2 separate regions of the Homo sapiens genome follow, and region 1 is linked to region 2. A link is an interaction called in ENCODE POLR2A ChIA-PET data of the cell type or tissue named here. Cell type or tissue: IMR-90. All regions are shown on one strand. Links, peaks and the distances in the headings refer to the core of each region. The heading gives the core; the rest is flanking DNA.

What was found. ChIA-PET counts read pairs that join two places held together with the same protein. Peaks named below come from ENCODE experiments on the same cell type or tissue, not always from the same donor. Only the 100,000 strongest peaks of a DNase experiment are listed, where the experiment ranks them.
Region 1: POLR2A ChIA-PET joins it to region 2 with 10 read pairs; 5 of 35 experiments call an interaction of 5 or more read pairs at or near these places.

The regions. Positions count from the first base shown.
Region 1 is chr9:15,312,957-15,326,759 of GRCh38, reverse strand. No RefSeq gene overlaps it. Among named protein-coding and RNA genes, the nearest start is that of TTC39B, 13 kb to the right of the region's middle. In IMR-90, for the core only: no CTCF peak of the experiment used is centred there; no DNase peak of the experiment used is centred there.
Region 2 is chr9:15,366,162-15,381,950 of GRCh38, reverse strand. No RefSeq gene overlaps it. Among named protein-coding and RNA genes, the nearest start is that of SNAPC3, 49 kb to the left of the region's middle. In IMR-90, for the core only: no CTCF peak of the experiment used is centred there; a DNase peak (open chromatin) is centred at 8,570; H3K27ac peaks cover 2,432 bases.

The DNA.
Region 1 (13,803 bases), core at 4,605-12,604, 56 kb after region 2:
TTGAACTAGTTTACAGTCCCACCAACAGTGTAAAAGTGTTCCTATTTCTCCACATCCTCTCCAGCACCTGTTGTTTCCTGACTTTTTAATGATTGCCATTCTAACTGGTGTGAGATGATATCTCATAGTGGTTTTGATTTGCATTTCTCTGATGGCCAGTGATGATGAGCATTTTTTCATGTGTTCTTTGGCTGCATAAATGTCTTCTTTTGAGAAGTGTCTGTTCATGTCCTTCGCCCACTTTTTGATGGGGTTGTTTTTTTCTTGTAAATTTGTTGGAGTTCATTGTAGATTCTGGATATTAGCCCTTTGTCAGATGAGTAGGTTGCGAAAATTTTCTCCCATGTTGTAGGTTGCCTGTTCACTCTGATGGTAGTTTCTTTTGCTGTGCAGAAGCTCTTTAGTTTAATTAGATCCCATTTGTCAATTTTGGCTTTTGTTGCCATTGCTTTTGGTGTTTTGGAACCTCTTCCTTTTGTAAATTGCACAGTCTCTGGTATGTCTTTATTAGCTGCATGAAAAGGACTAATACAATAGGTAAATTGTGTGTCATGGGTGTTTTGTATACGGATTATTTAGTCATCTGGGTAATAAGCAGAGTACCTGATAGGTAGATTTTCAATCCTCACCATCCTCCCAGCCTCCACCCTCAAGTAGGCCCTGGTGTCTATTGTTCTTGTCTTTGTGTCCATGTATACTCAATGTTTAGCTTCCACTTATAAGTGAGAACATGCGGTTTTTGGTTTTCTTTTCCTGCATTGATTTGCTTAGGACAACAGCCTCCAGTGCCATCCATGTTGTGAGAGACATGACTTCGTAGAACACTTTTTCATGTGCTTGTTAGCCATGTATAGCTTCTTTGGAGAAATGTCTATTCATGTTCTATCTTGTTATTGAATTGGGTTGTCTAATTGTTGTCCAGTTGTAACAGCTTAAAAAAATATTTCAGATATTAGACCTTTATCAGATGTATGGTTTATAAATAATTTAAACAAATTTTTATTTTATTGTATTTATTTTAGAGCCAGGAATCTCACTATATTGCCCAGGCTGGACTCAAACTTTGGGGCTCAAGCAATTCTCTCAACTTAGCCTCATGAGTAGCTGGGACTATTGGTGTGAGCCACTGCACAGGCTCTGAAATTATTTTTGCCATTTAGTAGGTTTTCTGTTCACTTTCTAGGTAGTGTTCTTTGATGTACTAAAGTTTTAAAATTTTAATTTTTTTTTTTTTTTTTTTTTTTGAGACAGAGTCTTGTTCTGTCACCTATCCTGGAATGCAGTGGCACAATCATAGCTCACTGTAACCTTGAACTCCTGGGCTCATGTGTTCCTCCCAAGTAGCTGGGACTATAGGCACTTGCCACCATGAATGATTAATAAATTTATTTTTTTTTTTGGGGATGGAGTCTCACTCTGTCGCCCAGGCTGGAGTGCAGTGGCATGAGCTTGGCTCACTGCAAGCTCCATCTCCCAGGTTCACGCCATTCTCCTGCCTTAGCCTCCTGAGTAGCTGGGACTACAGGCACCTGCCACCGTGCCTGGCTAGTTTTTTGTATTTTTTTAGTAGAGACGAGATTTCACCATGTTAGCCAGGGTGGTCTCGATCTCCTGACTTCATGATCCACCCACCTTGGCCTCCCAAAATGCTGGGATTACAGGCATGAGCCACTGCACCCGGCCCATGAATAATTTTTAAATTTTTTTTGTAGAGACAGCATCTTGCTATATTGTTCAGGCTGGTCTCAAACTCCTGTGCTTGAGCAGTCATCCAGCCTTAGCCTCCCAATGTGTTGGGATTATAGGTGTGAGCCACTATGCCCAGTTTTAAATTTTGATTAGGTCCCATTTATTTTTTCTTTATTGCTCCTGCTTTTGGTGTCATACCTAAGAAGCTGTGAAATCCAAGGTTCTGAAGATATGCCCCATGTTTTCTTCTTAGGATATTATAATTTTAGCTTTTACTTTTAGGTCTTTGATGCATTTTTAGTTAATTTTTATGTATGTCGTTGTTAGTGGTCCAACTTCATTCTTTGGATGTAAATGTCCAATTGTCCCTGTACCATTTATTGAAGAGACTATTCTTTCTCCATTAAATGGTCTTGGCATGCTTGTCAAAAATCAATTGGCCTTAGATGTATAGGTTTATTTTTTGGCTCTCAATTCTATTTCATTGGTCTTTATGTCAATCTCTATGCCAACACCACAGTGTTTTGATGACTACAGCTTTGTAGTATGTTTTGAAATCAGAAAATATGAGTCCTCCAACTTTGTTCTTCTTTTTCATGATTGTTGTATTTGTCTGTTCTCACACTGCTATAAGGACATACCTGAGACTGGGTAATTTATAAAGGAAAGAGGTTTAATTGACTTACACTTCTGCAGGGCTGGGGAGGCTTCAGGAAACTTACAATCATGGTGGAAGGGGAAGCAAACACATCCTTCTTCACATGGTAGCAGCAAGGAGAAGAAGAATCAGTGCCCAGTGAAAGGGAAGGCCCCTTATAAAACCATTAGATCTTGTGAGAACTCACTATCATGAGAACAGGATGGGGTAAATTGCCCCCAGCATTCAATTTTCTCTACCTGGTCCCTCCCATGAGATGTGGGGATTATGGGAATTACAATTCAAGGTAAGATTTGGGTGGGGACACAGCCAAATCATATCATTCCATCCCTGGCCCCTTCCAGATCTCATGTCCTCACATTTCAAAACACAATAGTGCCTTTCCAACAGTCCCCTAAAATCTTAAGTCATTCCAGCATTAACTCAAAAGTTCAAGCCCAAAGTCTCATCTGAGACAAGGCAAGTCCCTTCTGCCTATGAGCCTGTAATATCAAAAACAAATTAGTTACTTCCCAGATACAATGGGAGTACAGGCATTGGGTAAATTCGCCCTATTTCAAATGGGAGAAATTGGCCAAAATGAAGGGGCTGCAAGCCCCATGCATGTCCAAAATTCAATGAGGCAGTCATTAAACCTTAAAATTCCAAAATGATTTCCTTTTACTCCATGTCTTACATCCAGGGCACACTGATGCCAGAAGTGGGCTCTCATGGCCTTGGGCAACTCTGCCTCTATAGCTTTGCAGGGTACAGCCTCCCTCCTGGCTGCTTTCACAGGCTGGCATTGAGTGTTTGTGGCTTTTCCAGGCTCATGGCACAAGCTGTCAGTGGATCTACCATTCTAGATTCTGGAGGATGGTGGCCCTCTTCTCACAGCTCTACTAGCCAGTGCCTCAGTGGGGACTCTGTGTGGGGGTTCTGACCCCACATTTCCCTTGTGGACTGTCCTAGCCGAGGTTCTCCATGAGGGCTCCAGCCTTGCAGCAACCTTCTGCCTTGACATCCAGGCATTTTCATACGTCTTCTGAAATCTAGGCAGAAGTTTCCAAACCTCAATTCTTGTCTTCTGTGCACCCGCAGGCCCAACACCATGTGGAAGCTGCCAAGGCTTGGGGCTTGCACCCTCTGAAGCCATGGGCTGAACTGTACCTTGGCTCCTTTTAGTCATGGCTGGAATGGCTGGAATGCAGGGCACCAAGTGATGCACACAGTAGGGGGGGTCCTGGACCCAACCCAGGAAACCATTTTTCCCTCCTAGGTCTCTGGGCCTGTGATGGGAAGGGCTGCTGCGAAGGGCTCTGACATGCCCTGGAGACATTTTTCCGATTGTCTTGGTGATTAGCATTTGGCTCCTCATTGCTTATGCAAATTTCTGCAGCTGGATTGAATTTCTCCCCAGAAAATGGATTTTTCTTTTCTACTGCCTTGTCAGGCTTCAAATTTTTCAAATTTTTATGCTCTGCTTCCTGTTGGAGTCTGCTGCTTAAACATTTCTTCTGCCAGATATCCTAAATTATCTCTCCCAAGTTCAAAGTTCCACAGATCTCTAGGGTAGGGGCAAAATGCTGCCAGTCTCTTTGCATAGCAAGAGTGACCTTTACTCCATTTCCCAAAAAGTTCCTCATCTCCGTCTGAGACCACTTCCGCTTGGACTTTATTATCTGTATCACTATCAGCATTTTAGTCAAAGCCATTCAACAAATCTCTAGGAAGTTCCAAACTTTCCCACATTTTCCTATCTTCTTCTGAGCCCTCCAAACTGTTCCAACCTCTGCCTGTTACCCAGTTCCAAAGTTGCTTCCACATTTTCAGATATCTTTACAGCAGCACCCCACTGCCTGGTACCAATTTACTGTATTAGTCTGTTTTCATGCTGCTATAAGGACATACCTGAGACTGGGTAATTTATAAAGGAAAGAGGTTTAATTGACTCACAGTTTTGCAGGGCTGGGGAGGCCTCAGCAAACGTACAATCATGGTGGAAGGGGAAAGAAACATGTCCTTCTTCAAATGGTGGCAGCAAGAAGAATGATGCCCAGAGAAGGGGGAAGCCCCTCATAAAACAATCGGCTCAGCCAGGCGCGGTGGCTCACACCTGCAATCCCAACACTTTGGGAGGCCGAGGCAGGCAGATCACAAGGTCAGGAGTTCGAGACCAGCCTGGCCAACATAGTGAAACCCTGTCTCTACTAAAAATAAAATGATAATAAAACAAAACAAAACAAAACAAAACAAAACAAAACAAACAAACAAAAAAAACTAGCCAGGCATGGTGGCGGGTGCCTATAAATCTAGCTACTTGGGAGGCTGAGGCAGGAGAATCACTTGAACTCAGAAGGCAGAGGTTACAGTGAGCTGAGATGGCACCACTGCACACCAGCCCAGACGACAGTGTGAGACTCCGTCTCAAAACAAACAAACAATCAGCTCTTGTGAGAACTAACTCACTATCATGAGAACAGGATGGGGCAAACTACACCCAGGATTCAATTATCTCCACCTGGTCCCTCCCACAACATGTGGGGATTAAGGGAACTACAATTCAAGACGAGATTTGGGTGGGAACACAGCCAAACCATATCATTTGTTTTGGCTATTCAAGGCCCTTTGCAATTCCATATGAATTTTGATATTAGCTTTTCCATTTCTGCATAAATAGGCCATTGGGATTTTGATAGAGATTGCATTGAATCTGTAGGTCACTTTGAGGAGTTCTGACACTTTAATAATATTAAGTCTTCCAATTTATGAGCATAGGATATCTTTCCATTTATTTAGGTCTTCTTTAATTTCTTTCAGCAATGTTTTGTAGCTTTCTGTGTACAAAACACTGACCTAGGTTTTCTAGTTTGTTGATGTACCATTGTTTGTAGTATCCTTTTTTTTTTTTTGAGATGGAGTCTCGCTGTGTTGCCCAGGCTCGAGTGCAGTGGCACGATCTCGGCTCACTGCAAGCTCCACCTCCTGGGTTCATGCCATTCTCCTGCCTCAGCCTCAGCCTCCCAAGTAGCTGGGACTACAGGTGCCCGCCACCACATCTGGCTAATTTTTTTGTATTTTTGGTAGAGACAGGGTTTCACTGTGTTAGCCAGGATGGTCTTGATCCCCTGACCTCGTGATCCACCCACCTTGGCCTCCCAAAGTGCTGGGATTACAGGCGTGAGCCACCACGCCTGGCCCATAGTATCCTTTTATAATTGTATTTCTGTAAGGTCATTAGTAATGTTTCCACTTTCATTTCTGATTTTAATAATTTGAGTTGTTTCTCTTTTTCATCTTAGGCTAACTAGAGATTTGTCACTTTTGTTGATCTTTTCAAATAATCAACTCTTGGTTTGATTCATTTTCTTTATATTGTATTTATGATTTTATTTCTCTCTACACTTATCTTTATCATTTCCTTCCTTCTGCTAGCTTTGGTTTAGTTCAGTCTTCTTTTTATAGCTCCTTAAGGCAGAATGTTAAGTTATTTATTTGAGATCTTTCTTCTCTTTAATATAGGTTTTCTATCCTTTTTGCACATACTAAACATTTTTTATCTTTTCTTCCAAAGAATGCTTTGGTATTTGATGAACTTTTCTGGAATTATTTCAACCTTCTTCACAGTACAACATCTATGATTTTTATAGATTCCCTGTGTGTCAGCATTGCCACAAAAAGAAATTTTCAGTCCACTAAGAGTTTATGGCTTCAAAGATCTTAGCACTGCCTTGGCCGGGTGTGGTGGCTCATGCCTATAATCCCAGCACTTTGGGAGGCCAAGGAGGGCAGATCACCTGAGGTCAGGGATTTGAAACCAGCCTGGCCAACGTGGCCAAACCCCGTCTCTACTAAAAACACAAAATTAGCCGGGTGTGATGGCACACACCTGTAATCCCAGCTTCTTGGGAGGCTGAGGCAGGAGAATCGCTTGAACCCAGGAGGCAGAGGTTGCGGTAAGCCAAAATTGTGCCATTGCACTCCACCCTGGGAACAAGAGTGAAACTCTGTCTCAAAAAAAAAAAAAAAAAGAACTGCCTTATAATGACAAAACAAACTAAGTTATGGTGGGAGGTGAGTGGTAGAGAAGAAGCTCACAAGCTTCTGGGATATGTCTGTTGTACTAGATAGCTTTGAGGGTATCTATATTTTTCCTAGTCTCTCCAAAAAAAAAAAAAAAAAAAAAAAAATCTCCAGTCTGGGCACAATGGCTCACGTCTGTAATACTACCACTTTGGGAAGCCAAGGAGGGAGGATCACTTGAGGACAGGAGTTTGACACCAGCCTGGGCAACATAGTGAGACCCTGTATCTGCTAAAAAAAAAAAAAAAAAAAAAAAAGGCTGGGTGTAGTTGCTCATGCCTGTAATCCCAGCACTTTGGGAGCCCGAGGCAGGCGGATCACAAGATCAGGAGTTCGAGACCAGCCTGGCCAATATGGCGAAACCCCACCTCTACTAAAAATACAAAAAATTAGCCAGGCGTTGTGGCAGGTGCCTGTAGTCCTAGCTACTTGGGAGGCTGAGGCAGGAGAATCACTTGAATTCAGGAAGCAGAAGTTGCAGTGAGACGAGTTAGCGCCACTGCACTCCAGCCTGGGTGACAGAGCAAGACTCTGTCTCGAAAAAAAAAAAAGAAAAAAAATTAGCTGAGTGTGGTGATGCATGCCTGTAGTCCCAGTTACTCAGGAGACTGAGGCAGGAGGGTCGCTTGAGCCCTGGAGTTCTAGGTTAGAGTGAGCTAGATTGTGCCACTGTACTCTAGCCTAGGCAGCAGAGCAAGACCCTATCTTTAAAATAAAGTAAAATAAAAATGATCTCCAGACCAAGGTTATATCCTTTATAAAATATCCTTCATAAAAGGGTCTTAACATGTTTATCCTCACTCAGTAATGACTTTTGGCAGTCATGTAACATCTTGCATCCTTAGTTTCCTCTTCTGTAAGATGTAAGCCCTGCCTATCTCACAGGATTGTTGTAAAAGTGCTAAGAAAATAATAAAACAGATCATCCATACAGAAATGACACTCTTCTGAGCCCAGCAGTAACTGCTGAGCCAGATCAGAGACTCTCAGGCCACATGTGAGGCCCATCAACCTGGTGTCTACTTTCCAACTTTTAAATGTGTTTCCAGATAAATCTCTCTGCTGGGAAACTAATAGGGAAATTCGAGTTAGCCAGAAACTTAAAAAAGACATTAATGGCTGGGCACAGTGGCTCACCCCTGTAATCCCAGCATTTTGGGAGGCCGAGGCGGGCGGATCACCTGAGGTAGGGAGTTCAAGACCAGCCTGACCAACATGGAGAAACCCCGTCTCTACTAAAAATATAAAATTAGCCAGGCGTGGTGATGCATGCCTGTAATCCCAGCTACTAGGTAGGCTGAGGCAGGAGAATCAGTTGAACCTGGGAGGCAGAGGTTGCCTGAGCTGAGATCACGCCATTGCACTCTAGCCTGGGCAACAACAGCAAAACTCCGTCTCAAAAAAAAAAAAAAAAAAAAGACATTAATGTATGTACATGGTATAAAGTATATAGAACATCATAAATTGTTTCACTTTAACCAGGCACAGTGGCTCATGCCTGTAATCCCAGCACTATGGGAGGCTGTGGTGGGCAGATCACTTGAGGTCAGGAGTTCAAGACCAGCCTGGCCAACATGGTGAAACCCCATCTCTAGTAAATATACAAAAAATAGCCGGGTAATGTGGCACATGCCTGTAATCCCAGCTACTGGGGAGGCTGAGGCAGGAGAATCGCTTGAACTGCAGTGAGCTGAGATTGCGCCACTGTACTCCAGCCTGGGTGACAGAGCGAGACTCCATCCCTAAAAAAAAAATAAATAAATAAATAAATATGTTTCACCTTATGTCTTCCCACCAAGTGCATGGCTCATGCCTGTCATCCCAGCACTTTGGGAGGCTGAGGCAGGTGGATTGCTTGAGCCCATTGAAACCGCCTTTGCAAAATTATGACTGAGACAGTGAAAGAGATCTAACTTAGCTGACTCCGTATCTTGCTTCTAACCTCCAAGCTGTCCTTGTTCATTCCTGGGAGTAGGTTGAACTAACTTTGGGAGAAACTTAATTTATAGTTTAAAACAAAGATGACAACAGCCCTTTCCCAAAGCTGACCTCCTTTTTGCCTGGGGACTAGGTTGCCTTTGTAGGACTAACATTAGCCACAAGATTAGAAATTACGGTTTAGGAGTCACATAGCTGGAGGCTACAAGATTCTGACCCTACCTAAACTGCTCCTAAAATCAGTGCTTGAGATATTTTGCAGACCTTGCACTTGATGAATTAGCTGATACCACCCAGATGGATAAACTGGCTCATCTGATCTTGTGGCCCCGACCCAGGAACTGACTCAGTGCAGGAAGACAGCTATGATTACATGTGATTATGGGCCTCACGTGTAGCCTGAAGACTCCCTACGATTTCATTTCTGACCAATCAGCACTCCCGGCTTACTGGCTTACCCCCACCCACCAAGTTTTCCTTAAAAACTCTGCTCCCTGAATGCCCAGGGAGACTGATTTGAGGAATAATAAAACTCTGGCCTCCCACACAGCTGGCTCTGTGTGAATAACTCTCTATCTCAGTTCCGTTGTCTTGATAAATTGGTTCTGTCTAGGCAGTGGGCAAGGTGAACCCCTTGGGCAGTTATATCAGGAGTTTGAGACCAGCCTGATCAACATGCCAAGATCTCATCTTTACAAAAAATACAAAAATTAGCAGGCTTTAGTGGACATGCCTATGGGTACCAGCTGCTCAGGAGTCTGAGATAGGAGGATCACCTGAGCCCAGGAGGTGGAGGCTGTAGTGAGCAGAGGTTGTGCCACTGCACTCCAGCCTGGGCGACAGAGCGAGACTCTGTCTCAAAAAAAAAAAAAAAAAGACTTCTCTTCCCAACACAGTAGCTAGCATGACATTTGGGGGAAATTACTTAAGATATCTGTCATTTTAGGAATGTGTTAAATCATCTTCTTGGCTAATTCCAGTCACCACATCCCAGTTTCCATTATAATTGTGGATCAAGAAGGTCTTCCTTCAGTCTAATCTCTAGAATCCCAGAACCATAGTCTTTAAGATATGGAAGGTTATATATGTTAACCCCTCATTCTGTATTACACACACACACACAGGGCACGAAAAGAATGGAAGTAAACTGTTCAAGGTCAGAAACCCAGGTCTCAAGGACTAGGAGATGCGGCTTTATTACTGATGGTCTGTTATCTGTGTGGAGTCAGGCTGTGGCTTGGAGCAGTGAGAACCAAGCTTTACGTATATTTATCAGTCAATCAGACAAAATAAAATTTTATGAAAATAAAGTGGTTTTATTGAGTCACATGAAAAAAAGTCACATAAATTGTTTCACTTTAACCAGGCACAGTGGCCCATGCCTGTAATCCCAGCACTTTGGGATTTAGGTTGAACTAACTTTGGGAGAAACTTAATTTATAGTTTAAAACAAAGATGACGAAAGCCGTTTCCCAAAACCGACCTCCTTCTTGTCTGGGGACTAGGTTGCTTTTGTAGGATTAACATTAGCCACAAGATTAGAAATTATGGTTTAGGAGTCCTGCAGCTGGAGGCTACAAGATTCTGACCATCCCTAAACTGCTCCTAAGATCAGTGCTTAGATTTTTTTCCTTATTGAAGGAAAAATACCAAGGGAAAAATTGTTACAGCTTTTCATTTAGGTTAGACCACATGTGCTAAGTAGCAACATGTCTCAGTCCGTGAAGGCTGCTATAACAAAATAAAATAGACTAGCTAATTTATAAATAATTGAAATTTATTTCTCACAGTTCTGGAAGCTGGGAAGGCCAAGGTGAAAGTGCTAACAGATTCAGTGTCTGGTAAAGGCCCACCGTCTGCTTTAGAGATGGTTTGTGTCCTCAAATGGTAGAAGGGGCAAGGCAGCTCCCTTCAACCTCTTTTATAAGAGCACTACTCCCATTCATAAAAATGGAGACTTCATGACTTATGACTTAATCATTTCCCCAAAGGCCCCACTTCTTAATCCTTTCACATCGAGCATTAGGTTCCAACATGAATTTTAGGGGGACACAAACATTCAAACCATAGCACAACACAAAAGTACTTTTCTAGTCTTTCCTCCTGAACTCGTAGTTGATGGGCTACATCTGGAAGCCAGGTAGGCTGCTTATGCTTGAAAGGGTGCAAATTGCTTGCCATGATTTAGAACAGTGGTTCTCAAAACGTGATTGCATAGCGGCAGCAGCAGCAGCAGCAGCAAGTGGGGCCTACCTCAGACTGACCTAATTGGAGACCCTGGGGATTGGAGCCAAAAATCTGTGTTTTAACGAGTTCCAGGTGTGTGTTCAAGCTTGCGAACCATTGTTTTGTTTTTTTTTTTTTTTGAGACAGAGTCTCATTCTGTCACCCAGGCTGGAGTGCAGTGGCGCGATCTCGGCTCACTGCAAGCTCCTCCTCCAGGGTTCACGCCATTCTCCTGCCTCAGCCTCCTGAGTAGCTGGGACTACAGGCGCCCGCCACCACGCCTGGCTAATTTTTTTGTGTGTGTTTTTAGTAGAGATGGGGTTTCACCGTGTTAACCAGGATGGTCTTGATCTGCTGACCTCATGATCCGCCCGCCTCGGCCTCCCAAAGTGCTGGGATTACAGGCGTGAGCCACCGCACCTGGCAACGAAACATTGTTTTTTAGAGACACTTAGAACTAATCATTATAGTGCTGAGTCATAACTGATTTTTTTTTGTTTGTATTTTGTTTTTTTTTAGACAGGGTCTCACTCTGTCACCCAGGCTGGAGGGCAGTCATGTGACCATAGCTCACTGCAGCCCTTCAAACTGATAGGCTCAAGCAAGCCTCCCGTCTCAGCCTCCAAGGTGGCTGGGACTACAGGCACGTGCCATCACACCCAGCTAATGATTTTAGAATATAAATGTTACTATGAGTAACTCTTACAAAGGTTTGTATCTGTGACTCCTTCTATAGGTAGGTGAATTTAGGAGCTGCTTAATATAAACCCAAAGTGCCCAATCAGAAGTGTAAATGCTAGGCCTAAAAGAGGCAGTGAGAGTAGAATTGCTGAAGATGGTCAAAATAATTACTGGTTTATTAAACTATGCAGGAAATACAATGAGAATATCATTTTTAAAAGATGCTAGTATCCTCCAAAAAGTAGAGAATATTTGGATTTGTGGGACAATAAAAGATCCTAGCAATATGAGAAGAAAGATGCCAGAATAAAACGCACAACAGAATCAGAGACCTGGGGAGGTCTCCTCAGGACAGAGGCGGTACATAAAGGCATGCCTTGGAGATATCACAGGTTTGGTTCCAGACCACTGTAATAAAGTACATATTTCAATAAAGTAAGTCCCACAAAATTGTTGATTAACCAGCGCACATAGAAGATAACTTTATACTACACTGTAGTCTACTAAATATGCAATAGCATTATGTCTTAAAAATGTATGTACTTTCATTAAAAAATACTTTATTGTTAAACAATGCTAACAACCATCTGAGCCTTCAGTGACTTGTAATCTTTTTGCTGGTGGAAGAGGTTTCCCTGTTGTTGATGGCTGCTGACTAGTCAGGTTGGTCATTGCTGAAGGCTGGGGAAGCCACAGCAACTTAGTCAAATAAGACAACAATGAAATCTGCTATACCAGTTAACTTTTTTTTTTTTTTTTGAGATGGAGTTTTGCTCTTGTTACCCAGGCTGGAGTGCAATGGTGCAATCTTGGCTCACTGCAACCTCTGCCTGCTGAGTTCAAGTGATTTTCCTGCCTCAGCCTCCCAAGTAGTTGGGATTGGGATTACAGGCATGTGCCATCACGCCTGGCTAATTTTTTGTATTTTTAGTAGAGACAGGGTTTCACCATGTTGGCCAGGCTGGTCTCGAACTCCTGACCTCAGGTGATCTGCCCGCCTCAGCCTCCCAAAATGCTGGGATTACAGCCGTGAACCACCATGCCTGGTATCTGTTAACGCTTTAAGAAAGATTTCTCTGTAGCATACCATGCTGTTTGATAGCATTTTACCCACAGTGGAACTTCTTTCAAAATGGCAGTCAATCCTCCTAAACCCTGTTGCTTTATCAAGTAAGTTGATGTAATATTCTAAATTAGCTGATGTCATTTCAACAATGTTCATAGCATCTTCACCAGGAGTACATTCATCTCAAGAAAACCCTGTCTTTGCTCATCCATAAGAAACAATTCCAGGTTAGGCATGGTGGCTGACACCTGTAATCCCAGTGCTTTGGGTGGCTGAGGAAGGATGACGTGGTTTGGCTCTGTGTCCCCACCCAAATCTCATCTCAAATTGTAATCCCCAAAATCCCCACAATCCCCACATGTTGAGGGAGGGACCTGTTGGGACATGACTGTATCATGAGGGAGGTTTCCCCATGCTATTCTTGTGACAGTGAGTGAGTTCTCACAAGATCTGATGGTTTTCTAAGTGTTTGACTATTCCTCTTCCTACACACGCTCACTCTCTTGCCTGCTGCCATGTAAGATGTGCTTGCTTCCCCTTCTGCCATGATTGTAAGTTTCCTGAGGCCTTCCCAACCATGTGGAACTGTGAGTCAAACCTCTTTCCTTTACAAATTACCTAGTCTCCGGCATGTCATTACAGCAGTGTGAAAACGGACTAAAACAGAGGAGAATTGCTTAAAGCCAGGAGTTTAAGACTGGTCTGGGCAACATAGTGAGATCTCATCTCTACAGGAAAAAAATCAGTTGGGTGTGGTGGTGGTGCTTGCTGGTTGTCCTAGCTACTTGGGAAGTTGAGGTGGGAGGATTGTTAGAGCCCAGGAGTCTGAGCCTGTAGTGAGCTATGATTATGCTGCTGTACTCCAGCCTAGGTGACAGAGTGAGACCCTATCTCTAAAACAAAACAAAACAAAACAAAACAAAACAAAACAAAACCAACCAAAAAAACCACCACCTTATCCATTCAATTTTCATCATGAGAGTGTAGCAATTTAGTCACATCTTCAGGTTCCACTTCTGATTCTACTTCTCTTGCTATTTCTTCCACATCTGCAGTGACTTCCTCCACTGAAATCTTGAACCCCTCAAAGTCATCCATGAGGACTGGAGTCAACTTCTTCTAAACTCCTGTTAATGTTGATATTTTGACCTCCTCCCATGAATTACAAATGTTCTTAATGGCATCTAGGATAGTGAATCCTTTATGGGTTCTCAATATACCTTTACCAGATCCATCAGAGGAATCACTATCTATGGAACCTATAGCCTTAGGAAATAAGTATTTCTTAAATACTAAGTCTTGAAAGTCAAAATTACACCTTGATTCATGGACTGCAGAATGGATTTTTTGCTAGTGGGCATGAAAACAACATTAATTTCCTTGTACATTTCCATCAGAATTCTTGGGTAACTAGCTGCATTGTCAATGAGCAATATTTTGAAATGAATCTTTTTTCTGAGCAATAGGTCTCAACAGTGATCCT
Region 2 (15,789 bases), core at 4,069-12,068:
CCCTGAAGTGGATCTTTATACAGATTAAAAATGGTTAATTCAGAATGTTCATTTCCAACTTTTGACTAAGTCATGAAGCCAACAAGGTGCTGGAAGGAGCAAGAAGGAGCAGGACTGAGGGCCAGTGGTTAAGGGGTTAACATGGTGAGAATGGGGCCTCCCTTTATAAATGGTGTTTCCCAGGCTGGACTGTTTCCTTCAAGTGGCTCAGGAGGCAATAGTGAAAAGATCTAGGGCTTTTTTAGGAGCCTCAGTTTCCTCATCTGTAAAATGGGCATACCAATAATGACAGATATGGACCATATGAAATTACAGATATTCAACCATTTTTTGGTTGACAGAAATGGCAATTTCATATGAAAAGGGTAAATGGGTAAGATTAGTGGAAGAGTAGATGGGATATAGGTACATTGTAGGGGATCAATCTTTATTAACAGGTTTAGGCTTGGGCTGGCGGCTGAGGTGATCTCTGGCCTGAAGAGCCAAAGGTAGCTCTGAGGCTTTTAATTCAGCTCCTGGAACAGGCAGACGGGACAGCGAGATCACCCCCAGCTCTGGGCTCTAGTCAGTTGAGCTGCTGCCTCTTTAGCAAGACCTTGGTTTTTTGTTTTTTTTTTTAACCAACAAATATTCTGGTTCAGTATTCTGGGTAAAAAGGATCCCAGGGTTGGCTGGGCGCAGTGGCTTATGCCTGTAATCCCAGCACTTTGGGAGGCCGTGGCAGGCAGATCACCTGAGGTCAGGGGTTTGAGACCAGCCTGGCCAACATGGTGAAACCCTGTCTCTACTAAAAATACAAAAAATTAGCCGGGTGTGGTGGCACATGCCTGTAATCCCAGCTACTTGGGAGGCTGAGGCAGGAGAATCACTTGAACCTGGGGGGCGGAGGTTGCAGCGAACTGAGATTGCGCCACTGCGCTCCAGCCTGGGCGACAGAGTGAGACTCTGTCTTAAAAAACAAAAACAAAAAAGAATCCCAGAGTTGAAAAGACCAGGAGAGCATGGATAATGAAACTGAAGACTGGTCAATTAAAGCCCTTATTTGTTCAATAGCACTTTCTAACCAGAAGCTGCTGAAATAGAAAACAAAATGGACTGATTTTCCTTTTATACCCCTATCTGCACACTGAGGCGGGGAAATGAAAGGGATTGAAGTTATCAAAAGCCAGACAGGAGGGGGGGAAAGTGAGAGACAAAAGGGTGGGGAAATCTTTAAACTGGTTAATCAATTCCTCAACTATTCACATCAAAATTAAGTCACTACTAGTTGAATAAATGAATGAACATCTCCTTTAATTCTGATAACACCTCTACTGGTGTTACTATCCCACTTTACAGAGGAGGAAACTGAGGGAAAGAGAGATTAGACAGTATTTCTAAAATGATTCCAAATAAACTCAAGTGTTATTTCATACCCACAAGATGTTAAGTGTACTGTGCAGTATAGACAGCTGGCTTTCAACACATTTATTTTCTCTCTCTTGATTTCAAAAACTCTATTGTAATAAAATTTGCCTGGGCAGTCTTACAATAAGCCCATTCTGTTTCATGTTGTCATCTGCTCAGCTTCTCCAGGTTATCATCTGACAGCTATTTTTCCGATTGATTTTCTTATTTTAGTTGCTGTTTCTTCTGGTGTTAGAATTTTTATTTTTATTATTTATTTATTTATTTTTTATTTTGTTTTTGAGACGGAGTTATCAGGCCTCAGCCCAAGCTAAGCTATCATATCCCCTGTGACCTGCACATATACATCTAGATGGCCTGAAGCAACTGAAGAACCATAAAAGATGACATTCCACCATTGTGATGTTCCTGCCCCACCCTAGCTGATCAACTGACCTTATGACAATACACCCTCCCCGCCCTTGCAATAATGTACTTTGTGATATTCCCCGGCCCTTAAGAAGGTACTTTGTAATATTCTCCCTGCCCTTGAGAATGTACGTTGTGAGATCCACCCCCTGCCCATAAAAAATTGCTCCTAACTCCACCGCCTATCCCAAACCTGTAAGAACTAATGATAATCCCACCACCCTTTGCTGACTCTCTTTTTGGACTCAGCCCACCTGCACCCAGGTGATTAAAAAGCTTTATTGCTCACACAAAGTCTGTTTGGTGGTCTCTTCATACAGATGCATGTTGACGGGAATCTTGCTCTGTTGCCCGGGCTGGAGTGCAGTGGTGCAATGTTGGCTCACTGCACCCTCTGCCTCCTGGGTGTTAGATATGAGTTCTAAATTTCTTTTCAAAGAATCAATATGTCAGTATGTTCAATTCTTTGCCTTCTACTTTTAAACTTCCTCATAAAGCAAGCTTTTTTGATTACCTGCTCCACCCTGACTCATTTCAATCACCTGCTCCACCCTGACTCATTCCTATTACCTACTCTGTCATAATCAAAATTCCCACCAAACCACTCACCCTGTCACTCTCTTTTAATTAGCCAGTCGGAATTAGTTTAGCCTGTGTGGTCTAACCCTAGCCAATAGGGGAACAACACAGCAGCAGGGGCCACGTGGGTCAGGGATAAGAACCCCTTCCCCTGGCTGGGAGAGGTGGCTCGTGCCCTTAATCCCAGCACTTTGGGAGGCCGAGGTGGGTGGATCATGAGGTCAGGAGATTGAGACCATCCTGGCTAACACGGTGAAACTCTGTCTCTACTGAAAATACAAAAAAATTAACCGGGTGTGGTGGCGGGCGCTTGTAGTCCCAGCTACTCGGGAGGCTGAGGCAGGAGAATGGCATGAACCCGGGAGGCGGAGCTTGCAGTGAGCCGAGATCGCGCCACTGCACTCCAGCCTAGGCGACAGAGCAAGACTCAGTCTCAAAAAAAAAAAAAAAAAAAATCCTTCCTCTCCCTTGTCCAAGTGCGTGCTCACCTTTGCTTCATCTGTAAGGGCGCACCCTTCTATAGAAGTACCTAGCCTTGCTGAGAATTAAAAAGAAAATTTTATATTCGAGTGCTATTTCTTTTGTGGCACTGAAACTTTATACGTAACACGGGTTCAAGCAATTCTCCTGCCTCAGCCTCCTGAGTAGCTAGGACTACAGGCACATGCCACCACGCCCAGCTAATTTTTGTATTTTTAGTAGAGACGGTGTTTCACCATGTTGGCCAGGATGGTCTCAATCTCCTGACCTTGTGATCCACCCACCTTGTCCTCCCAAAGTGCTGGGATTACAGGCGTGAGCCAGAATTTTTATTTTTAATTCTATGATTTAGATTGCTGAAGTTATGTTCATACTTTCTTTAAAAATCTAACTTAACTAGGATGCAAAATGTGGAGGGAATTTCTTCAGTGTTAAGGAGGGTAGAGAATAATCATCATGTTAGTGGTATTAATGAATGCAAGCTGCTTAGACATTAATTTTTTCATCCAGGAAGGAAAAAATAGAAATGTCCAATTATTTGAATTGGGTTTTAATAAAGATAAATGTAAAATGAAAACAGATTTTCTTCTTTTTAAAAACAGCATTTTTCTATTTTCAGCACTTCATGTGTCTCATCATAAAAACTTTGGAAATTACAGGAACATATAAAGAAGAAGTAACAATTCCAAATTCCTCCTCCATGAGAGAGCTACTGTGAACCTTCTAGTGTGTGTTTCTCTCCAGCCAAGAAAAGAGATTTCTTAAGATGGAAAGAATCCAGCTGGAAAATAACAAGATCAGTGAAGTGACAGACCAAAATTCAAGGAAAAAAAGGTGAACCAACTGAGAAACCTTTTAATGCTTTCTACCCTTGCTCTGATACAATCGGTTCTTAGCAAGAGAAGACAGTGTGAACTTTCAAATTGCTCAAAAACACTTTCAGGCTCTCATAGACACGTAAACCAAAAAGTGACCGAGGCAGATCTCAATCAATTCAGAGGTTTATTTTGCCAAGGTTGAGGATGTGCCTGGGGCTGGGGGGCAAGAAACACAAGTCACAGTAGGATCTGTGTCCTGTGCTTTTTTCCAAGAGAGTTTTGGAAACTTCAGTATTTAAATAGGAAAGAGCAAACAGGAGGATGAAGAAAGTGAAAAAAAAAGGAGGGGTAGGCAATGAGGCAAGTGGTTATATTCTTGTGAAACTCTGATTAGCACTCTGTGAATCTACATTTTACATGTGAAGAGAAAGGGGAGGAGTCAGTTATGCAGTCCTCTTGGCTCAGTAAATCTACATTTCACATAAGACAAAATAAGCATGTGAAATTACAGCTATGTGTTTGGGAATGAAAGGAAGGCAGTTTTCGCATTGACTCAGTTCTCAAGCTTAACTTTTTCCTTTGGCATAGTGAGTTTGGGGTCCTGAGATCTCATTTTCTTTTCACAGATATACCTCTTCCACCAGAGTTAGTACAGTAATTGGCAATTCTAGCCCTTTTTACAATTGGGCATTCCCATGAATATTATAGGAGAGGTCTGGAATTTGGTATTTAAGGTTATTTGGATTATTTTTATTTAAGTGTAAGTGATTTCCATGAATGCTTCTGCTGTTGCAAATTTTTAGGGAAAAGGAAAAGTGAATACAAGACGACTTTACCTTGTAATTAAAGAAGAGAGGAGTTTTGGGGGCAGAGAAGAGAGAGGGACACAGACCAGAGATGAGTATGGTGTGTGCTCCTGCCCAGATCTCTGGCCTGGGCTGAGCCTGAAGCTGGAGGAGTTGATTTGTTGAGAGACTTTGAGGATGTGAAGAACTGGGCCTTCAGGACCTGGTTGCAGCTTGTGGCACTGATGGAGGCAGAGGTCAGCCTGCTCTGGCATCAGGTTTAGGTTTGGGTGATAGCACCTTTGAGATCAGCTTAGAGATCTCTCAAAGGTGTCATTAGCAGTGGCATGATCTTGGCTCACTGCAACCTCCACCTCCCAGGTTCAAGCAATACTCCCTGCCTTAGCCTCCCAAGTAGCTAGGATTACAGGCACCTACCACCACACCTGGCTAATTTTTGTAATTTTAGTAGAGACAGGCTTTCGCCATGTTGACCAGGTTGGTCTCAAACTCCTGACCTCAGGTGATCCGCCCATCTTGGCCTCCCAAAGTGCTGGGATTATAGGCAGGAGCCACTATGCTTGGCCTCTGGAGTGCAGTGGTGTAATCTCAGCTCACTGCAACCTCCATCTCCTGAGTTCAAGCAATTCTCCTGCCTCAGCCTCCCGAGTAGCTGGGACTACAGGCACACACCACCATGCCCAGCTAATTTTTGTATTTTTAGTAGAGACGGGGTTTCACCATGTTGGCCAGGATGGTCTCAATCTCTTGACCATGTGATCTGCCCACCTTGGTCTCCCAACGTGCTGGGACTACAGGCGTGAGCCGCCATGCCTGGCCTGGTATCTTTTAAGTGAAGCATTTAGGCCATTTATATACAACATTTGTATTGAGATGTAAGGTACTGTTCTATTCATCATGCTAATTGTTGCCTAAATACCTTGTTGTTTTTTTTTCATTGTGTTATTGTTTTATAGGTCCTGTGAGATTTATGCTTTAAGGAGGTTTATTTTGGTGTATTTCAAGGTTTTGTTTCAAGATTTAGAACGTCTTTTAGCATTTCTTGTAGTGCTGGCTTGGTAGTGGCGAATTCTGTCAGCATTTGTTTGTCTGAAAAAAATTATATCTCCTTCATTTATGCAGCTTAGTTTTGCTGGATACAAAATTCTTGCCTGGTAAGTATTTTGTTTGAGGAAGCCAAAGATAGGACCACAATCTCTTCTGGCTTGCAGGGTTTCTGCTGAGAAATCTGCTGTTAATCTGATAGGTTTTCCTTTATAGGTTATCTGATGCTTTTGTCTCATAGCTCTTAAGAGTCTTTCCTTCCTCTTGACTTTAGATAACCTGATGACTATGTGCCTAGGTGATGATCTTTTTGCACTGAATTTCTCGGATGTTCTTTGAGTTTCTTGTATTTGGATGTCTAGATCTCTAGTGAGACCAGGCAATTTTCCTCAATTATTCCCTCAAATAAGTTTTCCAAACTTTTAGATTTCTCTTCTTTCCCAGCAACACCAGTTATTCATGTGTTTGGTCATTTAACATAATCCCAAATTTCTTGGAGGCTCTGTTCTTTTTTTTTTTTTTTCTGAAACAGAGTTTCGCTCTTGTCGCTCTTGATCTCTTGATGTGGTGCACTCCCTCTTTCCCTAGGGATGGGGTCCTGCGAGCCAGACTGCAGTGATTTTTATTGCTCTTCTGGGTCTAGCCACTCAGCTCCAGGCTCCAGGCTGGTGCTGGGGAAGGTCTGCAAAGAGTCCTGTAATGTGATCCATCTCTAGTTCCCTGAGCCATGGCTGCCAGCACCTGCTCCAGTGGAGATGAAAGGGGAGTGGATGGCCAGGCATGGTGGCTCGTGCCTGTAATCCCAGCACTTTGGGAGGCTGAGGTGGGCAGATCACAAGGTCAGGAGTTCAAGACCAGCCTGACCAACATGGTGAAACCCCATCTCTACTAAAAATAAAAAAATTAGCTGGGCGTTGTGGCACGTGCCTGTAATCCCAGCTACTCAGGAGGCTGAGGCAGGAGAACCACTTGAACCTGGGAGGCGGAGGTTGCAGCAAGCCGAGATTGCATCACTGTGCTCCAGCCTGGGTGACAGAGTGACACTCTGTCTCAAAAAAAAAAAAAAGAAAGAAAGGGGAGTGAACTGGACTCTGCGAGTCCTTGGTTGTAGTTTTGTTTAGTGTGCTGGTTTTCTTGAATAGTGATTATACTAGCAGTGAAGTTGTCACGTGGACAGACTCAGGACCTCTGGTTAGCTAGGGTGTTGCAGGCAGTGGAATTAGCTGTTGTTTTCTCCTTTAGAGCCGGGTCGTTCTGTTATGTGTTACTGTGATGGCTTGAGTTGATGGCCTCCAACCAGGAGGTGGCACTTTTAAGAGAGCACCAGCTGTGATAGTAGAAGGGAGATATAGGCTAGTTCTATATTGGCCAGGATAAGTTCTCAGGTTTCTCAAGCGATGGGTGGGGCCATTGAGCTCCCAAGAGTTTATGTCTTTTGTCTTCAGCTACCAGGGTGGGTAGACAAAAACCATCAGGTGGGGGCAGGGTTGGGTGAGTCTGAGATCAGACTCCCCATGGGTGGGGCTTGCTATGGCCACTGTTGGGGGTAGGGGAGTGGTTCTCAGAGCAATGGAGTTATGTTCCCAGGGGATTATGGCCACCTCTGCTGCATCATACAGGTTGCCAGGTAAGTGGGGGAAAGCCAGCAGTGACAGGCCTTACCTAGCTCCCATGCAGCCAGCAGGGCCAGTCTCACTCCCACCATGCTCCCACCAACCGCACTGAGTTTATATCCAAGCAGCCCGCATGCAGGGGTGAGATCTTGCCCCAGGGTACAAGCCTCCCTATTGAGAAAGCAAACAGGGCTCTCAGGCTTCACCCCTTCCCACCTGCCTGCACTGTAGGCTGTGGCTTCTGCGCTTGTATCGGCACTTCCCCATTTGCCCCACCTGATTCTGTTCAGAAAAATTAGTGCTCAGTCAAAATTATTACAAAGTTCAGCTAGGAGCTTTCTTCTCTCTGTGGCTCCTCCCCAGTTCCACTGGCTGTCTTCACTTCCCCAAAGACCTCTGTGAGATAAAGCCAGGAATGGCTTCACTAGGCTTGAGCTGGAGACTGGGAGTGCCTACAGGGATCTTCCCACTGCTTCTTCTGCTTTTATATTTCACTCAGCTCCCTAAATCTGTTTCAGCTGTAGGTAAGGTTAAATCCTTCTCCTGTGACCTGGATTTTCAGTTTCCCCAGTGAAGATGTGTGTTTGGAGGCTTTCTTTTCCTCCTCTCACACTTTGGGAACTCACAGTTTTTTGGCTGTCTTGTGGTGTTTGCAACGGCAAGCCACTTCTTTCAAAGGGTCTTTGAATTCTTTTGGTTTTCCTGGTATGTTCCTGCAGTGGTTCTTGAAGCAAAAGTTCACAATGTGAGTCTCCAGACACTGTTCTGTCTGTCCAAGCAGGAGCTGCATGTTAGTCCTGTCTCCTATCCACGATTTTTCATTAGTTCTAATTTAAGTCTTCTCTTTTTTATTTTTGAGACAGAGTCTTGCTCTGTTGCCAGGCTGGATGTAGTGGCATGATCTTGGCTCACTGCCACCTCCACCTCCTGGGTTCAAGTGATTCTCCTGCCTCAGCCTCCCGAGTAGCTGGGACTACAGGTGTGCGTCACCATGCCCAGCTAGTTTTTGTATTTTTATTAGAGATGTGGTTTCACCATGTTGGCCCGGTTGGTCCCGATCTCCTAACCTCTGGTGATCTGCCCACCTTGGCCTTCCAATGTGCTGGGATTACAGGTGTGAGCTACTGTGCCTGGCCCTAAGTCTTCTTTTAAGCTCTGAGCACTGGATCTCCAAAAAGAGAATTATGAGGCTAGATGATGCTTTTACAGTGCAACTTTTTTTTTTACAAAGACATTTCTCTAAGTGTCTAAACTACATTCTTCCTTATTTTAAACATCAAACAGTAGCCTCTGTTGTAATAACTATTTTAGCTGGAAAAAAATCAGATAACACAATATAGAAGCAAGCAGTTTAAGATCTGAGAGAAAACACATTTGTTTACATTCTTGGGGTTCAACAGGGAAAAAGAGGTTTCTTCCTTAAAAGGAGTTTGGTAACTTCTCTGTTTACTTTAAGGAATCCCAGGATGTTAGACACTATTTTTCTAAAAAAACTTTCTCAGTAAGAACATGGTCATAGGAGAAAAAAATGAAAAACAAAACAAAACAAAAAGGCCTTTTAAATACACACACACACACACACACACACACACACACACACACGATTCTATAGCTTTTACTTCAGAACTCTAGCCATGAGTTATTAATACAAATTCACAGGCTTGCAAAAAGCAAACACACAAAGAAACAAACAAAAAATGGTTGGCTCCAAACAGTGGTTTTTATCTCAGTAGAAAACAGCAGGCCAGGCATAGTGGCTCATGCCTGTAATCCCAGCACTTTGGGAAGCTGAGGTGGGAGGACTGCTTGAGCCTCGGAGTTTAAGACCAGCCTGGGTGACATTGTGAGACCCTATATCAAAATAAATTATTTTAAAATTTTTTTAAAAAGAAAAAAAACAGTGGATTTAAAGAAGGCAGAAAAGAAAATAGAGAAAAAGAGAACTTAGAAACCCTATAATTACATTTCGAACTTTGGGCTCTTTTCCCTTGACGTAAATGTGCAGAAAGACCATAATATGTTCATTTTATACAAACACTTGCAAGGAGTGGCACCATAAAACCAACAGAGCGCCTGAAAGCTGTCATTCTTCTTGTTTTTTCCTCATTCTTAGATTATTTGTTGCCCACTTTTTTTTTCTTGAAAAGGAGGGGCTGAGCTGTGGTCTAGAGTTCAGTGTGGTGGGTTAAGTGTGCTGGTTGTGGGTTGGACTCCACCGTGTCACCACAGAGTTCTTGACGCCCTCTTACATGTCTCAGTTTCTCTCTCCAGAGGTCTAAGCACCTCTGGGAGGGCTCAAAGCACGGAGTGACCAGGTCCTATATGCACTTCCTGGACAAGCCCTTTTTAAACTAATTTTGTTGGGGGTTCCCTGAAGGCCGCCGCATGTCACGGGGGTCAACCCCACAGACATTCCCATGTGGCCCCCTGTCACCCAGGGGTTCTTTTTGGCTGGGAGAAACAAAATGGCCTTCTCTTCAGAGCTGAGGGAACTCAGTCTCTTATTTACCTATGAAAACAACATTTCAGTTCCCAAGGCAAATATGCACAGGCAAGCCAAATCAAGATTACTTTTGGAAGAAAAAGTAATGGAGAAGCCCCGTTAGAATGTACCTCCGAACTAGAAGTAAGATCCTAAACAGGCCGGGCGTGGTGGCTCATGCCTGTAATCCCAGCACTTTGGGAGGCCGAGGCGGGCGGATCTTGAGGTCAAGAGATAGAGACCGTCCTGGCCAAGAAGGTGAAACCCCGTCTGTACTAAAAATACAAAAATTAGCTGGGTGTGGTGGTGCGTGCCTGTAGTCCCAGCTACTCAGGAGGCTGAGGTAGGAGAATGGCATGAACTCCGGAGGAGGCAGAGCTTGCAGTGAGCTGAGATCGTGCCACTGCACTCCAGCCTGGGCGACAGAGTGAGACTCTGTCTCAAAAAAAACAATCCTAAACAATAACTTCCTCGGAGGAAAAAATCGGCTCAGAACAAATTAAGGACCGTCGACCAAAGGGAGGTCCAGGGCTCAGGAGGACTTGTCAGCTCCACTGGTTGGAGAAGCTCGAAGTCAGGGAGGCTTCAATGGTTCCCTGCTAGTACCTTAGCTCCGAGTTTGGCTAACTCCTTCAGGGTCCTGAGTCTTCTCTGAGGCACCAAATTACTGTCAACAAAAAGAGTCAACAATAATTACTTAAGGGATTTATTCTGAGCCAAATATGAGTGACCATGGCCTGTGACACAGCCCTCATGAGATCCTGAGAACATGTACCCTGGCCAAGGAGGAAGTCCATTCAGATGGTTTTGGGGGGCATTAGAATTGTATTTTTGATTTACAGTGTCACCAGTAGGGTGAAATATGTGTGGCTGTGTTTTGGAGGGTGCTAAATTTTAGGTTGAGAAGAGGAGAAGCAAAGGAAAAACAGGAGAGAGAAAGAAAAAGGAAGTGTGGGAGTAGGGAACGAGGAAGAGGACAAGAGGAAGGGAGAAACCAGGAGAACGAGTGCCAGGAAGAGGAATTGGCAGGACTCCTTTCCCAGACACCGCAGCAACCACCTCCGGTGATAGGGTCGGGGTAGGGGAAGGATCCTGGGGCAAAGTCCACCAGCAGGACGAACTGATCACTGGGCAAGCAGTCACTGTAAAACAAGCCTAAGAAGAAATGCAGGCCAACAGACGAGAATGAAGGCAGAAGATGGAGGTGGGCTCCAGAGAGAGAGAGAGAGAGAGACAGATCCCGAACAAGCAGCTGCCTACAATGTAAGAAGGTTTCTGAGGCAGTGTGGGGCCATGCACTGAGGGGCACAGCGGGAAACAGTCCTGAAAACCTGGCAGGCTTGCTGCCGAAAGCTCCCGCTCTTTGTTGTTACTTTGGAGAGAATACTCCCACTTGGTACCCTGCTAATCAACAAGCTTACTAAGTTCTGAGTCATCAATTTTCTATTCTTTTTTGGGAAATGATGCTGAAGAGAAATACTGTAACCATTGGACTAATTCTGCTCACCTCTATCAAGGCCATACTGGTGATCCCTGTGACCCCAGCCCTTGTGTACGATCTGTCCTGGAAAGTATTATTTAATTTCTGATGCAAATGTGGCAATGCCCTTCCATCAGCAGAGGCAGGCAAAGCTCCCGAGAGTGAGGAGGAGGGATGGTGTTACCATGGTAACGAGATGACCAGCTGAGTGTAGATGGAGCTAAGCATCTTTCTACTGAAGAACAGGAGTAGCTATCCTTAGCCTCTACTTGTACCTGAGGAGTCACAGCCGATTTACATAAACCCCTCACTTTTCATTAAAAGCAAACATACAAAAGGATTGAGGAAGGCAAATTTTCTCTCTCTTCTTGAGCTGTGACTTCTATCTCTTAAAAAAATAAAAGCAAATTTAAAATAATAAGAGCTAACGTCTCCTACTGGGGAGGAAATTAAGAACAAATGTCTGGGAAGCGGGTGCTCTTTAACACCATTTAGGTTTTTTGATTTGTTGTTTCTAATTAAGATATTGGTTTCTGCTGAGGGCATGCGTAAGGTAGGTTAGATTTTAAAATACTTGCCAGCCTTTGAAGGATGAGACATATTAGCTAGTAAGCCAGTTTATTAGTGATGTAACATGAAACAGCTTACTTACCCTTTTTAAGCTACATTACAATAAATGTACTTCCTCCTAAGGTCAACACTTAAAAGTCAAAACACTCATACTGGATGTTTGTTTACAAACAAATTTCTGATGGCAGTGCTGAGGACCAGAATATGCTGCTCCAAAATAATGGTTTTTTGGCATAAGGATTATTTTGAGCTGATTATTTTGAGAAACTGCAGACACAGGAGAAATTCTGAAAACAGAGTACTAGAAGTTATCGTTTTGTAAGAGAAATTTATATCTATAAAGGGAATCTCCATTTGTAAGAGTGCCTCCTTCTCTGTACCAGGAAGAGATGGATGACAAAGTCACTAAGATGTGTATAAATGGAGAAGGCACTGGCTGAAATCTGCATAACAAACCTTACCCTTGTTTTTCCTGAGCATCTCCACATAACCAGCCTTCCCAATATCATTCTTTCTCGTTTCAGCACACGATGGTATTTAAGACTAAATTTAAAGCCATCTCTTTGAGATTTACCAATTTCAACAGATATCTCCTATGTACACATGTTAATAAACCTGTTTGTTAATCTGTCTTTGGCTACAGATGTCTGTCACTCTGTCCCAACCAAGAACTACAAAGGATAGAGAGAAAATTATTTTCCCTTTTGTACAGCAAGATTGACTTTTTTTAAATATCCCAATGCTATAGCAAATTGAATGTATACTCTAAGAGTTTTGGCTACAAGAATGTTTATAAGTAATCACTCACATGAACACTCATACATTGGAGGTGAGAATGAAAAGGGGACAGCTGCTTTGGAAAACAATTTGGCAGTTAAACACACTTACCATATGTGATGGTTAATTTGATCTAATTTAATTTTTATTTTTTTGAGACAGGGTTGTGCTATCACCCAGGCTAGAATGTGGTGGTGTGAGCATGACTCAGGGCAGCCTCAACCTCCCAGGCTTGAGAGATCCTCCAACCTCAGTCTCCCAAATAACTGGGACTACAGATGCATCCCACCATGTCCAGCTAATTAATTTTTTTTTTTTTGTATCTATGGAGTCTTACTATGTTGCCTAGTCTTGAACTCCTGACCTCAAGCCATCCTCCCCTCTCAGTCTCCCAAAATGCTGGGATTACAAGTGTGAGCCCACTGTGCCTGGCCCATATGTGATGGTTAATTTTATATGTCAATTTCACTAGGTTATAGTACCCAGTTTTTTGGTCAAGCATCAGTATAGATGTTGCTATGAAGATATTTTAAAGATGTGATTAACATTTACGATCAGTAGATTTTGAGTAAAGCTGATGATCTCACCTAATGATGGGTGGGCCTCATCCAATCATTGGAAGACCTTGAGAGCAAAAGCTAAGGTTCCCCAAATAAGAAGCAGTTCTGCCTCAAGACTGCAACACAGAAACCTTGCCTGACCTTTCAGGCTCCTGGCCTCCTTGGTAGATTTTGGACTCAAAACTGCATCAACTCTGTATTAGTCCATTCTCATGCTGCTAATAAAGACATACCCAAGACTGGACAATTTACAAAGAAAAAGAGGTTCAATGGACTCACAGTTCCACATGGCTGGGGAGGACTCACAATCATGGCAGAAGGCAAAGGAGGGACAAAGGCATGTCCCACATAGCAGCAGGTAAAAGAATCTGTGCAAGGGACTGCCCTTTATAAAACTATCAGATCTTGGCCGAGCATGGTGGCTAATGCCTGTAACACTAGCACTTTCAGAGGCTGAGGCGGGCAGATCACCTGAGGTCAGGAGTCCAAGACCAGCCTGACCAACATGGGGAAACCCCGTCTTTACTAAAAATACAAAAATTATACCAGGCATGGTGGCTCACGCCTGTAATCCCACAGCTTTGGGAGGCCATGGTGGGCAGATCACGAGGTCAGGAGTTTGAGACCAGCCTGGCCAATATGGTGAAACCCCATCTCTACTAAAAATTCAAAAATTAACCAGGTATGGTGGTGTGTGCCTGTAGTCCTGGCCACTTGACAGACTCAGGCAGGAGAATCACTTGAACCTGGGAGGTGAGGTTGCAGTGAGCTGAGATCGCACCACTGCACTCCAGCCTGGCGTCAGAGCGAGACTCCATCTCAATAAATAAATAAATAAATAATAAATAAAAATTTAAAAATTAGCCAGGCATGGTGGCACATGCCTGTAGTCCCAGCTACTTGAGAGGCTGGGGCAGGAAAATCTCTTGAACCTGGGAGGTGAAGGTTGAGGTGAGCAGAGATTGTGCCACTGCATTCCAACCTGGGCGACAGAGTGAGACTCCAGCTCAAAACAAAAACAAAGACAAAAACAAAAACTTATAGTCACATAAAGATGTGTACGTTAATGTTTACACCAGCTTTATTTATAATCACCCAAGATGGAAACACAATCTACATGTCCTTCAATGGAGGAACAAATTGTGGTTCTTCCATGTGATGGAATACTACTCAGTGATAAAAAGGAATGGGCAGGCTATTGGTATACACCACTACTTGGATCAAACTCAAAAGCATCATGCTGAATAAAATAAGCCTGCATAATGAATGAAATAAATCTGCATGAGTGTATTTATTATTATTATTTTTTAGATGGAGTCTCACTCTGTCACCTAGGCTGGAGTGCAGTGGTGTGATCTCAGCTCCTGCAACATCCACCTCCTGGTTTCAAGCAATTCTCCTGCCTCAGCCTCCCGAGTAGCTGGGATTACAGGTGTGTACACCATGACTGGCTAACTTTTGTATTTTTAGTAGAGATGGGGTTTCACCATGTTGGCCAGGTTGGTGTCAAACTCCTGACCTCAAATGATCCACTCGGCTCGGCCTCCCAAAGTGCTGGGATTACAGGCATGAGCCACCATGCCCAGCCTGCATGAGTGTATTTAAATAGAATTTTGGGAGAGCCAAAAGTATAGAGATAGAAAGTAGATCAGTGGTTGCCAGAGGCTGGAGTAGGGGTGGGATTGCCACCAAAGGACCATGAGGGAATTTTTTGGGTGGTGTAAGTGTTCTATATCTTGATTACTGTTACATGACTGTATGTATTAATCAAAACTCATAAATTTATATACTAAAAATGGTAGTTTTACTGAATATAAATAATACTTCAAAGAACTTGACTTAAAAAACAGTTATATTATGATCACTGTTATAATCTCACCTATTCTGTTGGAAGACTTGGTAAGGAAATCAGTTCTAACAAATCACTGCTTTTCCAGAAAGACATAAGTACTTCATGGCTAAAATGTAAAATAAATGTTTTTTCTGGGGTAACAGAAATTACCCATAGGTATAAATCCTCATTTATTTAAGATTACATCCAATATTTGCAGTTTCTTTTTTTTTAAGAGACAGTCCTGGCCGGGCACAGTGGCTTACACCTGTAATCCCAGCACTTTGGGAGGCTGAGGCGGGCGGATCACCTGAGGTCAGGAGTTCGAGACCAGCCTGGCCAACAGGGTGAAACCCCGTCTCTACTAAAAATACAAAAATTAGCCAGGTGTTGTGGCAGATGCCTGTAATCCCAGCTACTCGGGAGGCTGAGGCAGGAGAATCACCTGAACCTGAGAGGCGGAGGTTGCTGTGAGCCGAGGTCATGCCATTACACTCCAGTCTGGGGGACAAGAGAGAGACTTTGTCTCAAAAAAAAAAAAAAAAAAAAAAAGAGAGAGACAGGCCTGGGCCACTATGCTTGGCTAATTTTTTTAAAATTTTTATTTTACTTTAAGTTCTGGAATATATGTGCAGAACATGCAGGTTTGTTACATAGGTATATATATGTATCATTGCCCACCAATGATAGACTGGATAAAGAAAATATGGCACATATACACCATGGAATTCCATGCAGCCATTAGAAAGAATGAGTTCATGTCCTTTGCAGGGACATGGATGAAGCTGGAAGCCATCATTCTCAGCAAACTAACACAGAAACAGAGAACCAAACACCGCATGTTCTCACTCATAAGTGGAAGTCGAACAATGAGAACACATGGACACAGGGAGGGGAACATCAGACACAGGGGCCTGTCGGGGACTGGGGAACA